Regions from separate parts of the Homo sapiens genome. Here region 1 is linked to region 2. A link is a contact called in ENCODE Hi-C or POLR2A ChIA-PET data. All regions are on one chromosome and are shown on one strand. The core of a region is the stretch at or near the end of the contact, and the rest is flanking DNA. Distances in the headings are between cores, read along the strand shown.

Region 1 (6,723 bases), core at 2,605-5,104, 1.0 Mb after region 2:
GTAATGATGACTATTGTTATTGCAGAAGATCTGGGTTCTTGCCCAAGCTTACACAGCTAATGTACAGTAGAACTGGGATTTAAATCCAGATCTGCTTCTCTAAAACTACCCTCTTTTCAGAGAAATATGAGTTCTCTCTTAAAGAAGTTGTCATCATGTATGGAAAGAGCACTAACATTAAAATGAGAAGGCTTCATCCCTTTCTGCCATTCTCCATCACTTATGTGATGGGCAGCCATCAACAAGTCATTTCCTCTCTCTTTTTCCTCAGTTTTCTCTTTTATAACATGAAGGAGTGGAATTAGGTAACCTCTAGGTTCTGTTTGTTCCAGCCCTGGAATCCTGTCCCCTTGTTCAAAAAACATAGCACTAAATTGCCTTTCCAAGTGGAATGACAAAAGGCAATGACATTCATATTTTAAAGAAGGCCAGGATAGGACAGTTGGCACAGCTTCTATCAGCAGTTTGTCCCAAACCCTTAACAATGGAAACCAATTGGATTTCTTTTCTGTTTCCCAACTTGAGCTGGGAAGGGAGCCAGGCCATAGAAGGCTTTAGAAGACAACAAAATCAGTTGCCTAAACTCATAGCTCTCTCGGGCAAGTTTCTTTGCTTCTCTCTCTCTCTTCCCTTTCATCCTTCTTTTGTTTTTTTTTAGAGAGGGAAGACTAAAACCAGAAGATGGGTAATTAAGATAACTAAGAGATAGAGAGTCACAGGAAGGGTTTTATTTCAGCTCAAGGTTTCATTTTTTTTCTTTCTTTTCTCCCCAGTTCTTTCTGATTTCATTTTCTAAAACTGCAGCACATATATTTGAGGGATCATTAAAGAAGTCCTGCATTCCTGCTCAGTGAATTTTAAACTCTTCTACACCACCCTGGGCTACCTGTTTACTGAAGTTAAAGGTAGGAACAACCTTCTTGGAGAAACCTTTGTCCACGTTTGGATCACTGTGGTGGTCCTCTTGGCCTTGGGGTCAAAGAAGCATTCACTTGCTCATCAAGTCTTTATCGAGCTCCTACTATGGATGTCACTGTGGTAAGCCCTGGGACAAGTAAGAAAGGAAAGGCTCCTGTTCCCATCTCTCATGGAGTTTATAGGCCAACGTAAAAGATGAAACACAAGTAAATACACAAATACAACATCTAGGAGGTGCTACAAAGGAGCTATGAAGCTACCCTAGCTTCTGCTGCCTCATAACTGGCCCCAGAGCAAAATTTCTCCACTCATTATCATCCTGAGACTGTAGCACATCTGCCCTCCATGTCATCAGAGAGACTCACCTGGCCCTGCTGAGCTTGCCCTGGCTCCCTGGGACACCTGGTCTCCTTGCTTAGCTCCCAGTGTGCTTTCTCATTCTGCCCCTGCTCATTCTCCGCCGGCACTATGTTCTCTGAATGCTGGCAAGCTTGCTGTTCTCTAAATCCTCCCTTTCTTTTCCTGCTTTTGGGTCTTTGCTCTTGCTGATCCCTTTATCAGGAACTTCCCTCACCTCTACCTCCACTTGTCCAAATGCTACCAATTCTTCCAGGATCTGTTCATGCTCCTTTACCCTCACTGCAGCCATCCTGAACCCTTCTCCCCACCTTGGGGAGTATCTGCTTGTTCTTCCCTGGTGCTCATGGCATTTGGTTTATTGTGCTAATCAGAGCGCTCATCATCCACTGACTGGTATTACACAGTTACTTGTGTATCTGTCCTAGGCCCTTACCTACTTATCTCCAACCTAAAGGCATGTCTATTATTTCTGCATCTCAAATAGAAGCAGACACAGTTAATGCAAAACCATATTATTGAATAAGTGCTCAGTAATGATGACTATTATGCACTTGAGACTGGAGACCTAGGACAGAGACAGGAGCATATCTGGATTTAAATCCCAGTTCTACTGTATGTTAGCTGTGTAACCCTGGGCAACTTTATTTATTAATAATAAAGTATGTGAGCAATCTTATATCACTGTACAGAGTGCTCATATATGTTATCCAGCTTAATTCCTAGAACAACCCTGTGTGAGAAGAACTACTGAGTGCTGACACTAGTCATAGTGCTAGACTCATAGCTGAATTCAGATTCCAAATTAAGTAGCCTGATTGTAGATACAACCATTCACATGCGAACATTTTGCTTTTTTCCTGGCTCAGCACTGCCAGTACTGCTTCTTTGAGGTACAATTATGCCCATTTTACAGATGAGAAAACTGAGACTTAGAAAGCTTAAATAATTTGTCAGTATTGTAAAACTACCTATCTTTGTTATCAGAGAAACATGACTGTGACCAACCTAGGTATATACAATTTTCCACAGCCATGTGAAAGTTTTATGACTCTTTAACATTTCTGGTTGTCTGCTATGCTCGGTGCATTGGGCTGGCTGGACCTTGTATATGTTGGGAAGAAGGAGGACTTACAAAGACTAAGATACAGTCTTTGCTTCCAAGAGGTAAATAAAAAACAACTAAAATATTCTATCATCCACACCTATTCCCTCTCCCTTCTTTTTTCAGCATGTTACTGGATGCTGCCTCTTTATCCATCTGCCCTGGTGGAGATCTTGAGGTTACAGGAATAGCCAAGAGAGACACAGGCAGAGTTAAGTCCAAAGCAGTCAGCAAAGGTGGGGAGACATAGATGGGTCCAGGTGGTAAGTAGGATTGGCCTTGTTATTGGAAGCTGAATGTAGTTACTGGACTTGGAGATTTCGGTTTCTAGAGAAGACAGCAGCTCTCCATGCCCAGTTTAATACTGTGGATTAGCGTGGGAGTGGCCCCAGACCCACAGGCAGAAAAGGCCAATGGTCAGAGTGGAGATCCTCAGGACACTCCAGGTGTCTGAGGGAACGTAGGTTTATCCCTCTTTATTACTAAGTGGATTGCTGCTCCCCCTTGCAGGCCAAAGCATGAATACTGGACATAGCCCACATCGAGGGTAGAGAACTTGGTTTTGGCTCTCAAGTCGACCACTCATCAGCAGATGACTGTGAGCAAGTCACTTCCTCCCTCCAAGACTCCATTTCTACAGGGATTCCATAAAATGGGCATAAGAATTTTCACTGTGCTCGTATGGACTGGATTAGGCCATCATGTGCATTAACACACTTGGCTGTGAGCACTAGGTGCAGCCAAGATGCTGATGGGAAAGAAAAGTCTAGGTTTTGCCCCCTGCGTCGTTCCTCGTGACAGGATTATGCTGAGGGAGGGCACATTAGATTGACTCACACATACTGAAATGGTCATAGTTATTGAGGTTACCCAGTTTCCAGGCCTGAACTAGTAAACCCAGCAATGAGAATCAGCCAGCATTAGCAAGTTTTCCGTGTGGGAGTGGGGTGGGGGTGGGGACTGGAGGGAGCAGGCGCTGAACCAGGAAAGGAGGAGGATGCTCATCATTGGCTAAAGATCCATGCCTGGAAATTAACGGCGTTAAAGTGAGACTTGCTTCAGGTTCCAACCCGGTAAGGCAAATGGAGAGGCTGTCAGGAGACCAGAAGTTTACCTCAGCTATTGCACCGACGCACCACGTGCTCTGGTGCACATCCACCGCCTCTTCCTGCCTCAGTTTCTCCTTTTGTAAAACAACAGCTTGTAAAGGCCTGGGGATCTTCTCATCCACGGGAGTTTTCTAAGGATGCAGGCGAAAGAGGTAGGAAAAGTACTCTGTCTCTGTCCTGGGTGTTCGGGATCAAGGCCTTTTGAACCAATTCCGGAATCCGCCACCGGGCGGTGGTAGGAGAGAGCCAGAGGATTCGTCAGTAAGTGTGCGTGCGTGACAGAGGGCTTTTAAATAGATCGCTTTGTATCTAGCACGGTAGCACCTGCTTCTAAGCTTCCAACGGCAGCTCGAGCAACGCGATCATTCAGAAGCGGCCGCTTTCCATTCACGTCTATAATTAGCGCGCAGGCTGCAGCTCAGGCTCGAGCTGCAAAGCGGGGCGGCGGCCTTGTGGGCGGGGCCACCACCTCCTAGCCCCGCCCCCTTCGAATTCCACCTTCCCAGCCCTTCCCAGCCAGGAGCCTCCTGCAGCCTCCTCCCCACCCCCACTGTCTGTCCTCGCCCTGGTTCTGGGCTTCGCTCTCGGCGCTCCAGGATTCCTGGACGACAGGGCCCAATCGTACCCTCACTCTGGGATCACTCTTGTGCAGTAAATAAGCACCTTGAAAGATGCATTCCAGGAGGGCAGCTATATTTAGAGTGGCATCCTCCTCTCCTCCCCGCACGCTCCTGCGTCCCGCCCTCTCCCCTCCCCGCCCCGCTCCCCGATGCCCCTCCCAGCCACCTCTCCCTCTTTGTCGCATTACATAGTAATCTGAGATGCACTGGATGTGCTCCAGGGAACAGAATGTACTTGGCAGAGACGCGGGGCTTGATGTCTGCAAAATGTCGGAAACGCAGCCAAGAGCTGCTAACTGGGTCATTAACCTCCAAAAGCAAAGCGAGGACTGTAAGGCCCGCTCTGCCTCCCTTCATCTCGCCAATAAAAGTGCCTCAGTGTGAGGGGGAAGAAAAAGCCCAAGGTTGACTGCTTTGATTTCTAGGCACCAAAGGCAGGCCCGTCCTCTCGTCCTGGCCCAGGCCCCAGCCCCTCCGGGCCAGCCCCTGCGCCACATCAGAGTTTACAAGTGACCTTTGAAAGGCTCAGCAACCCCGCAGGGCCATGCTTGCGCCTCAGCAAAGAAGTTACCCAGCAGCCGTTCCCTACCGCACAGCCTTGGACACATTTTCTTGGGTCCAGGAGGAGTTAAGGGAGTGGGGGTGAGTAGGGGTGAAAGGAGAAGGTTCCAGGTCCTTCACCTACAGTGAAGGGCTCTGCTGTCTCTCCCCTCCTCTGCTTCTCTCCCTCTTTTTCCTCCCCCTCCTCTTTCTTCTTTCTTGTCTTCCTCCTCTCCCTCTTCCACTTCTTTCTGAGAGCAGGCTTTGAGGTAGGTTCATGAATACATGGCCTGGGTCCAGGGGATTTGCATTCAAGCCGCTTGCAGCTCTGTTACTTGCTATGTGACCTTGGGTGAGTCACTCATTTCTCTGCTTTTAAATTCCCTTCTTCTCCATTGTTCACCACAATAACACCTTCCTGACATACATCACAAAACAGTGAGGCCAAATGAGAAAGTCTTTCCCTGACCGCCTTGTCTTTCACCCCTCTGAAAGCCCTGAGGTCCAAAGTGCCTCTGGCCTTGTGTGTACTCCTGGAAAATAGGAATACAAGTGGTCTCACCAGAAAGATTCAAACGTTTGAATGTTTTCAAGGGGATAGCCCCTAAAATCCACCCTCTTCAAGTTTTCTAGCCCTGTGAGGTTGCCAAACAGACACTTCCCCCTAATGCTCCAACCCACTTCTCCAGTGGCTAGAGAGAGAAAGTGACCGGTACAGAAACCAGAAGAGGTTGTGCAGTTCCTCAAATGAGACTCCCTTCCTTGTTGGAGGGAAGACAGTCAGCCTGGTAAGACTAGCAGCAGCCCACGAGATGTGGGTCTGAGCAGTCTCAACAAAAGTCCAGGATGAGGAGAATGGAGATTTGTGCAGCCATGCTGATAAGAGGAGGAAAGCTCGCTCCTGGTGCTCTCTAGGAAATTAGAACCAAGCCCAGCCTGGCATCAGCACCCTTCCTGCCTCATCTCTCGTTGGTCTTACCACTCCTTCCATGGCAGCCACATCAGATGGGTTCTGGCTGGTCGCGGTGCTCCATGGACGCCTCCTGCTTTCCTGCCACTTGGGCCTTGGCTGAGATGTCTTAAAAAATTTTTTAAACTCATCAGAATTTGATGGCCTCTATTTGGCCTATCTCTGCCACACATTCAAATCTTTCACATCCCTCAAAACCCAGCTTCAATGCCATCTCCTCTATTTAGATGTCACTTCTTTCTCTTTCAGTCTCAGTACACCCAGCCAGCCTTGGGTTATGCCATTTTTGTGCTTGCTAGATCCCTCTTATGCCATAGAGATTTCTCTGTGGATACAAACTCTGCTGTTGATCTCAATACTGATGGCTAAGGTATATCATAATACATCATAAATACATCCTGGTTTGCCATCTCAGTTTATGACTTTGTCTTGGTATAATATAAAATGTACCTTATGGCTAAGGTACATCATAAGGTACATCATAATACATCCTGATTTGCCATCTCAGTTTATGACTCTGTCTTGGTATAATTAGTTATTAATAGGTCCCTCCTTCACCTTGAAGTTTTTGGGTTTGGATGATAAATTATACAGTCACCTTACTGAGGGTCTCTATCCAAGTACATGGTACATTAGCAGGGGCTCAGTAAATGTGGCAAAGTACCTTAAAGGGCATTTAAAGGATCTTTTATACCCAGGTCACTGGGGCTCTCAGCCCTACCCTTTTCACTCCTTTTCTGGAGGCAGGCTACCATTTGTTCCTCTTCTCTCAAGGACTGCAGAATGACCTATGACCACTTTCTTTTTGACAAGCCTTTCCAGGATTTCAAAATGCTCTGACCCAACAAGAGAAATCACTTACCACAATCCTACCCCTTCTTCTCAGCCCCTAAACAGTAGAACAGCCACTGGATATTGGAAATAGGTATCAGACACTAGAGAAGGTCAGAACACAGCTGGTGCGATATATCATTTCCAGCCTCAACTGGACTTTTGGCCTTGCCCAATTTCTTTTTTTGTTTGTTTGTTTGTTTGTTTTTGTTTTTGAGATAGAGTCTTGCTCTGTCACCCAGGCTGGAGTGCAGTGGCATGACCTCGGCTCAC
Region 2 (7,011 bases), core at 391-2,890:
GTGTGGAACACAAACTGAACGCAAATGGAAACAATCCCTTTGGAGAGCTGTTTGGCAATACCTTTCAAGGTCATAAAACTCAGCTAATAATCTCAGTCCCAGGGATTTACTCTAAGTAAAACGCCTCTTAAAAAAAAAAAAAAAAAAAGAAAAAAAAAACCCTATATGGTCAAGGTGCTTTAAAATAGCAAAACCTGGAAATAATCCAAATTTCCAACAATTTAGGAATGGTTAAATAATTTATGATATATTAACTCCATGAAAAATTATGTAGCCATTAAAATGATAAATGAGAAGACTCTGTGGCAAAATGAAAGACATATAACAAATAATGGGCAAGCATGAGAGTGGAATGCAAAATTGTACACATGCTCTGATTATCACTGTAAAAACACTTATGGCTAGAAATTGAGAGGGACAATAGGGGTATATAAAAAAATTATTGTTTTGTGAGATTTTGTGCATAATCATTGTACACTTTATAAAATGAAAACACAGAAGAACTCTTGCCGTCGCTGGGGAAATTTGAGAATCACAGCATGTAAGTTAGAAAGCATTGTATGGGTCCTTGGCGAGCGCTCTCTTTGTACGGTTAAGGAAACCAAAGCCCTGAGGAAAGTAGCTTGTCTGTCCCACAGCTAGTTAGCAGCAGGGTTGAGGCTAGAACACAGAAGCACAGAGTAGAGGATCCTTGGAAGATTACATTGAACAGCCGGATAATGTGGGAAACACACAGGGTGAAGAGGGCAAGAGAGAAAACAGGATTGCCTGTCATAAAAATTCTCAGATGTGAGCAGCAAATTCAGTCAGTGAAGAACACACCCCATTCTCCGTCTATTGAAAACAGCTACTGTCCACTCACTGAGTGGGCTGTGGGTCTGAAAAGAGAGGATCTGGTTTTCTGCCTTTGAGGGTCATCTTCCCTCACCTTCTCTCTTTCCCCATTACCACCTCCTGAGGTCAAGTTCTTGGCAATTATTCTCCAAACTCTCTGTGGGGCCAGTGATGCCCCAGTTGCTGCGCTAGGACTGGAGACGCAATGTTGACTAAGACACACATAGCCCTTGCTCTAATGGTGCTTTCACTTTAGGATTGAGACAGACAATTAGCTTGCTAACAAATAAATAAAATGATTTAATAAGGCAATGTGTACTACCTTAACAAACAAAACAGGGATTTGTGATGGGGACAGACAGTATGGGGCATGGAGGCTTATAAGCAAGTGGGTAACATGGTCTGACATATGTTTGAAAGCTTACTCTGGCTGACTTTATTTCTAGGATAATTGCAACAGTCTCTGTCTCTTCTTACTATGGCCAAGGAGGTCTTAACAAAATGTAAATTTGACGTGACACTGCTCCATCTGAAAACTTTTTAAGATTCCTTGTCAGCCCCAAGCTAAAGCTCAGACATTCAGCACAGCTATGGAAATTTTCATGCTAGGCTTCTATACCACCTTCACCCCCGCCACAGTGCAGGTCTTGCACTCTGCACCACAGCCCTCTTCAGGAGTCCCAGCCAGCTGCACACTCCCCTCAGGCTGAGCCTTTGAGATGCTGTTCAGAATCTGACCCTTTCCTCCTTCCTTGTTTATAGAACTCTTTCTCTCCCTTTAAGGTTTTGTTTGAATGTTACCTCTCCCCTCACTCTTCCAGGCACAGCAGATTAGTCACCGCTTTCTCTGTGCTCATAACATGCTTTGTTTACACTTGTATCAGGATATACCACATTGAATCATAATTATGTGTTTGTGTATGCATGTAGGTATAATAAACTCTTAGAGAGCAGAAGCCATATCTTATTTATGTTTTTATGTCTAGAACTAAGTGCAAGCTGGGCACCTAGCTTTAGTGAATATTTAATGAATGAGTTGGTAATAGATCATTGGATAAAAGGATGGATAGGTGGATGAATGAATTACTAAGCAAATAAATACAATCTATCCTCATTTTAAAAGCAAGGCAAATATGATCTGTTTCCTTATCTGTGAAAAGAATCACATAAGGTGATTTTTAAGGTTACTTCCAGCTCCAGGGTCTGATAGTCAATAAATCACAACTGGTTATTGCCGTTGGAATCAGAAAGCTTTCTTGGCTTGGCTGCTTGAGATATCTCAAAACGCTCCCAGGTTCATATTAAGGACTGAAAAGTCTGTGGATCCTTAACTTGCAAGCCTGCTGCACTGGGATAAATAAAACCTGGGCCTGGGCTGGGTGTTCTCCTGTCCCAATTGGCAACACTCACCATACCCAACATATCTGGTGAGGGAAGAAGGCTCGAGCAAAACAGGTTTTGAGCCAGCTCAGCAACAGCACAGCTATACATTCCTGTAAATTTCCAGGCCCATGTGAAGGCCGGGACAGGCGTGAATATTCCGCTATGTCACTCAGCTCCCGTGGTTATTTTTGTTCACCCCATCATCTTGTGGATGTGGCTTCAGGACAGACCTGTATAGATTTAGGTCAGAGGTCAGGAGAGAAATAATTCCTAATTCAGCTTTCAGTGGAGGAGAAAAGAGTGAGGACACACCATTCCCTCTTATGAGAATAAAGGTGAGACTGACCTGAGATTCCATTCATGCAAGAAGGCCTGTCTTACACCACTACAGGCCTAGTCCTCTGTTAGGAGAATATGGAGAGAGATAAAGTGGTTCCTGTCTTCAAGGAGTTTATACTCTAGTAAGAGAGATTGCTAATGTGCCTAAGGTAAGTTATTTGGGGCACAGAGAGGACAGTCCATGTGGATGAAGGTTGGAAGGTTGAAGGAAGAGGGAAGGAATACTTTATAAAGGAGGAAGTGTCTTCAACAGAGAGAAATGGAGATTGACTATGACAGTCAGAAAAAAATGCTTGAACGAGGGTAAGGAGAAGTCAAAGTACAGAGCAGTGGGGGAAGGTAAGCAGAGACTTGGGCACAGCAGAGGATGGGTAAGAGAAGGAAGGGAGGTATTTCACAATGTTGAAAGATGAAGGACAGGAGGGGTCAGCCGGGTCTTAGAGACCAGCCTCATCATTATTAAAATAAAATATTATCTAGTGCCAGTTATTGCCAAACAGGAAACCCTGTTCCTTCCTCTGAGTGCCAATCTCCAGGGTTTAGAATGCACCTGGAAAGCAATGGGGGTCTCTGGAGGCTCTTGAGAGCAGGGTGGGGTAGAAAGTGTTGAGACTTGTTCCCTGCCTGCTTCCCTTTCTTACCTGGATGCCAAGTGGTGGAATTGGCTTGGCAGGGACTTGAGCCTCATGGAGGGTTGGACACGTGACCTCTCTGATACTCTCCTAAGAGTGTCTGTGATCAACTCTGTGCTTATAGTCAACACAAGGCATTTGCAGAAAATAGAAAAACGTGAGTATGCATGTGCATGGACATACACACCCAGATGTCTCTGAAAATAAGTCTCCTGGAGTTAATAAAGATGTGATATAGAAGGCCAGATATCAAAAAGCACCCTTCTGGCAGCAGTTATAGGAGTTGGTCCCTCACAGAGATTTCATGCGATAGTCCCCTCTGCACTCTGGAAGGTAATGGAAATCCCAGCCCTCTCTTTTCTCATGTACAAACGGCAGATTTCCAGGCCCATGATCAAAGGCAGAAGGAGAGCTCAGAGAATGGCAAGAGGAAAAGAGAACAATCAGAATCTGAAACTAAGGCAGAGAAAACATTTATTAACCAACAAAGAAGCTCATTTTCGAGAAACTGAGTCCTTTCAAAAATGCAATCAGCATTAAAATCACTAATTTCCTTCTTCCTCTTCCTTCAGAGGGAGGAGTTTACAGTAAATTAATTTGGAAGTTAAGTGAGTACAAGTTTATCTTTAAAAGTATGTAAGAGACAGAACTAGGGATGAATCAAGCTTCAAAACATAAGCAAAGTAAAGGACGAAGCTAGGAATTTAAACCTGTCTTGGTGACTTTTTAAAAAGTTACTCTTGCAGATGTGGGGAGTTGTGTGACTCTTTGCTATTTTTAAAAAGTTTTCATTTTGACTGAATCATGGGGACTTCATTAATCCTTTACCCTGTGAAGTGTTTTGGAGTCATAGCCAGGGCTTTTGTACAGAAGGGGACTTTGATGACCTTCAAACCGTATTGATAGGGTAAGTTCCTAGAGTCCCCGAGCAAACAGGCCATTTCTCCTCCAGCTCTCTGTTTCCTGCTGTGCAGAAACTCTGCATAAAGGTAAGAGTTGGTCTGCTAAAAAGATCCCTGGTCTTAGCCCCAGAATATTTGGGTTCTAGTATCAACTCTAACCCCTCACAGACATGAGGCTATAGTGACATTCCCTCTCTGGGCCTTAATTATCTTTTACAGAAAATGATGAAATTAGGCATATTTTCTTCGTGGTTCCTGTCAGAACTAATGCTCTATGAATTGAATTTGTTCAGACACCAAATTGGCTAGTTAAGAATTCGATTCTTTTCTTCTTTCCCCTGATGTTCTTGAGGAAAAAAATAATAACAAAATAATGACTTACTCTATACCAGGCACTATGATAATATGTTTATGCTTATTATTTCACTTGCCAACAAACTGGTATGAAGGAAGAAATGATTCAACTCAACTGCAGCAGCAGTTCCAGCGATCTGGTTGGGAGTTAATACTGATGCAGCCCAATTGTCCCCACCTCCTGCATTTCTACCTCAAATCCTTGAAAATGACAAGTCGCGATCTTAACAATGGTATTAGGTGCTAATAGATCCTGAAGTACCTTATGGATCATAAAAAAAAAAGCTTAAATCATACCCACTATCATTTTAGTGATTAGCAAAGTGTGTTGTAATTTACTTATTTTGAAACCAAGAATCAGTAAATGATATGGAGGGTAACCCAATGAACCAGAATTTTCCATTGCTCAGAATGCCCCATTTCCTAGCCATTTTGGATAAACAGGAATTTACTATGGCATTAGAATAATAATAGCCTACAAGGACTAGATTCTGGTAGCTGTAGCCTTGCCAACAGTCCAGCAATGTGTCCACTGCAGAGATCACTGTCCACTCCAGCCGGGTATCACCAGGGCCCAATCAGACTCCTTTTCAGAAATCATGGGCGGTGTTTCCATGGAGCTCTGCCCGAAAAGAGGTGATCTAAATCTTGCATGAGAGATGTACATCAACAGGGAGCTTTGCCTAGAACACTGTGACCTAAAAAATCATATTAAGGAACTCAGAATGCAGAGTCAGTTTCACAGACACCAAGTGACCTTGTGCAAGGCACCTCACGTATTGCCTCGCCTTCTTGACACCCCCTAATGAATGGTGACAGCGACACGCCCCAGCCGGCTGGGGCAGGCATTCTGATTTTCACTGCTCTGTTTCTTTTTCTTTCTCTCTCTCTCTCTGTTTTTTTGTTTTCGTTTTTTTTTTTTTTTTTTTTTTTTTTTTTTTTTTTTTTTAAGGCAGCCTGCTCCTTATATTAATCATCTTGCTGTTTGTTTAGTTCTGGGAAGGCAAGCACTGATTCACAAAGGAAAATCTCGCCTAGTGGTCAGATTGAATAGTATCTTTGCTACATTTCGGTTTGAAGATACCACCCAATTTATTTTTGATATTTCTTATATAAGGTTGCACATGATACATTTCTTGTGGAGTTTAGGGCTAGAAAGGGCTGGGTCCCCCTTGATCCATAGCTATTCTTCCTTTACTAGAGGAAGAGGGCTGTGAAATGCAATGCATGTTCCTTTCTTGTCTAAGCTGCTGGGAAGCTCAAAATCACATCATATGCTTGATTAAAATTATTCTTATTCTGTGTTTTTTTCTTCGAGCTGTCCTTTCATGACAAGGTCTTAATCTTTCATCTGTGTTTTAATGATCCTGTAATTTCTGTGACTAACAGTATATGTTACTTCAAATCCTTTTTTAAAGTAAGTGGCATGCAAATAAATCAATAATGCGGACAACTATGTTTTATAAAAACTTTGCAGATAAGAAAATCGGAAAGATTAAACCTTATTCTATGATGAAGTCTGAAATTTCATTTCTAACACAAATTAATCATTAATATTTAAAAGCTTATACATAGTAATAGCTATGAACCTTTGCATATCCCTTACCATTTATAAGGCAAACGCTTTCACATATGTGATCTCATTTTGTAATTAGCATTCACACTTTACAGATGAGGAAAGTGAGGCTTAGTGAGATTAAGTTAGTAAACTCAGATCTTCTGACCCTAGGCCAAGTCTCGAGTTGTTCTCCCCACCCCGCCCCCAACATCACTTTGCCTCTCATTGTCTTCTCATTTAAATCAGCATTCTTCTCACTACCTCTAGACAAACGCTTTGTTTTTTTAATGTGTCCATCAGAATTAAGCAAAAAAGCCATTTCAAGTGTTTATTTCTCTTACTGGGAGGGTATGCAAAAAGTTTGGAAACCACTGATTTAAGGTCTAAAGGGTCAAGCTTGAAGCTTGGAGTGGTCACTTCTAGAAGATCTGAACTCCCTGTCATCCTGGGGTTCCCTGTGTCAGTTTAATGGGGCAGGGGGAGACATCCAGTCTCTAACATACTTTTCTTTTCTAAATAAATGTAATGCCTAAGTGACACACAGATACCTGTAATACCTGTTGACACCAAATCAACAGATTGCTGGGAGAGTCAAGGAGAAGAAAGTTTCGTTACTCCCTAGGGCTTGTTGGTGAGAAAACACATGTGAGTCTTTAAATTGAAAGTGTCAGAGACGTGTTGTTCCACCAAGGGAGGAGTGGGGGGCAGTTGGCCAGCTTACTTTAACACGACTCTGAAGATAAGTGCTTGGTAAGCACTGTATTTGTATTTTTGCTTTTTGCCACTTCAGGCAACCTACCTACTGCCAATTACAAGTTGAAAAGCTTTGGAGATAGTTTGTATAGAAGGTCCTCTGCCTACAGAAACTTCTGGGAGGCTGAGTACCCTAAAAGAGATGTGCATCCGATGAGGTTGTGTCTGATTCTCCTCCAGGTTTGGACAGACCCAATTCTAGTTTCCCATTAGGGCCCAGATCCTGCCCACAGTCTGGGGGCTAGAGAGGCTAATC

The links. A loop is a pair of places that touch in the nucleus more often than their neighbours do. ChIA-PET counts read pairs that join two places held with the same protein, here RNA polymerase II (POLR2A). Pooled maps may share reads with other maps.
Region 1: a loop to region 2 is called in a map of gastrocnemius medialis, with 5 times the contacts of the local background. The contact joins the promoter of TPRG1-AS1 here to the enhancer-like site in region 2. A Hi-C loop is called at or near these places in 7 of 168 maps with a recorded cell type or tissue (MCF 10A, OCI-LY7, PC-3 and 3 more) and 18 of 50 pooled maps. POLR2A ChIA-PET finds 5 or more read pairs at or near these places in 4 of 52 experiments (OCI-LY7, PC-9 and WTC11).

Annotation. Positions count from the first base shown.
Region 1 is chr3:188,943,785-188,950,507 of GRCh38, forward strand. TPRG1-AS1 (TPRG1 antisense RNA 1) reads right to left here and starts at 3,855. Exons shown (of 2, transcript NR_046873.1): 1 at 3,495-3,855.
Region 2 is chr3:187,912,176-187,919,186 of GRCh38, forward strand. No RefSeq gene overlaps it. Among named protein-coding and RNA genes, the nearest start is that of LINC01991, 61 kb to the right of the region's middle. Within about 2 kb of position 1,641, at least 10 of the 41 ENCODE cell types and tissues checked have a DNase peak (open chromatin) inside an H3K27ac peak, as active enhancers do; they include OCI-LY7, PC-3, PC-9 and 1 more, where a contact is called at or near this core.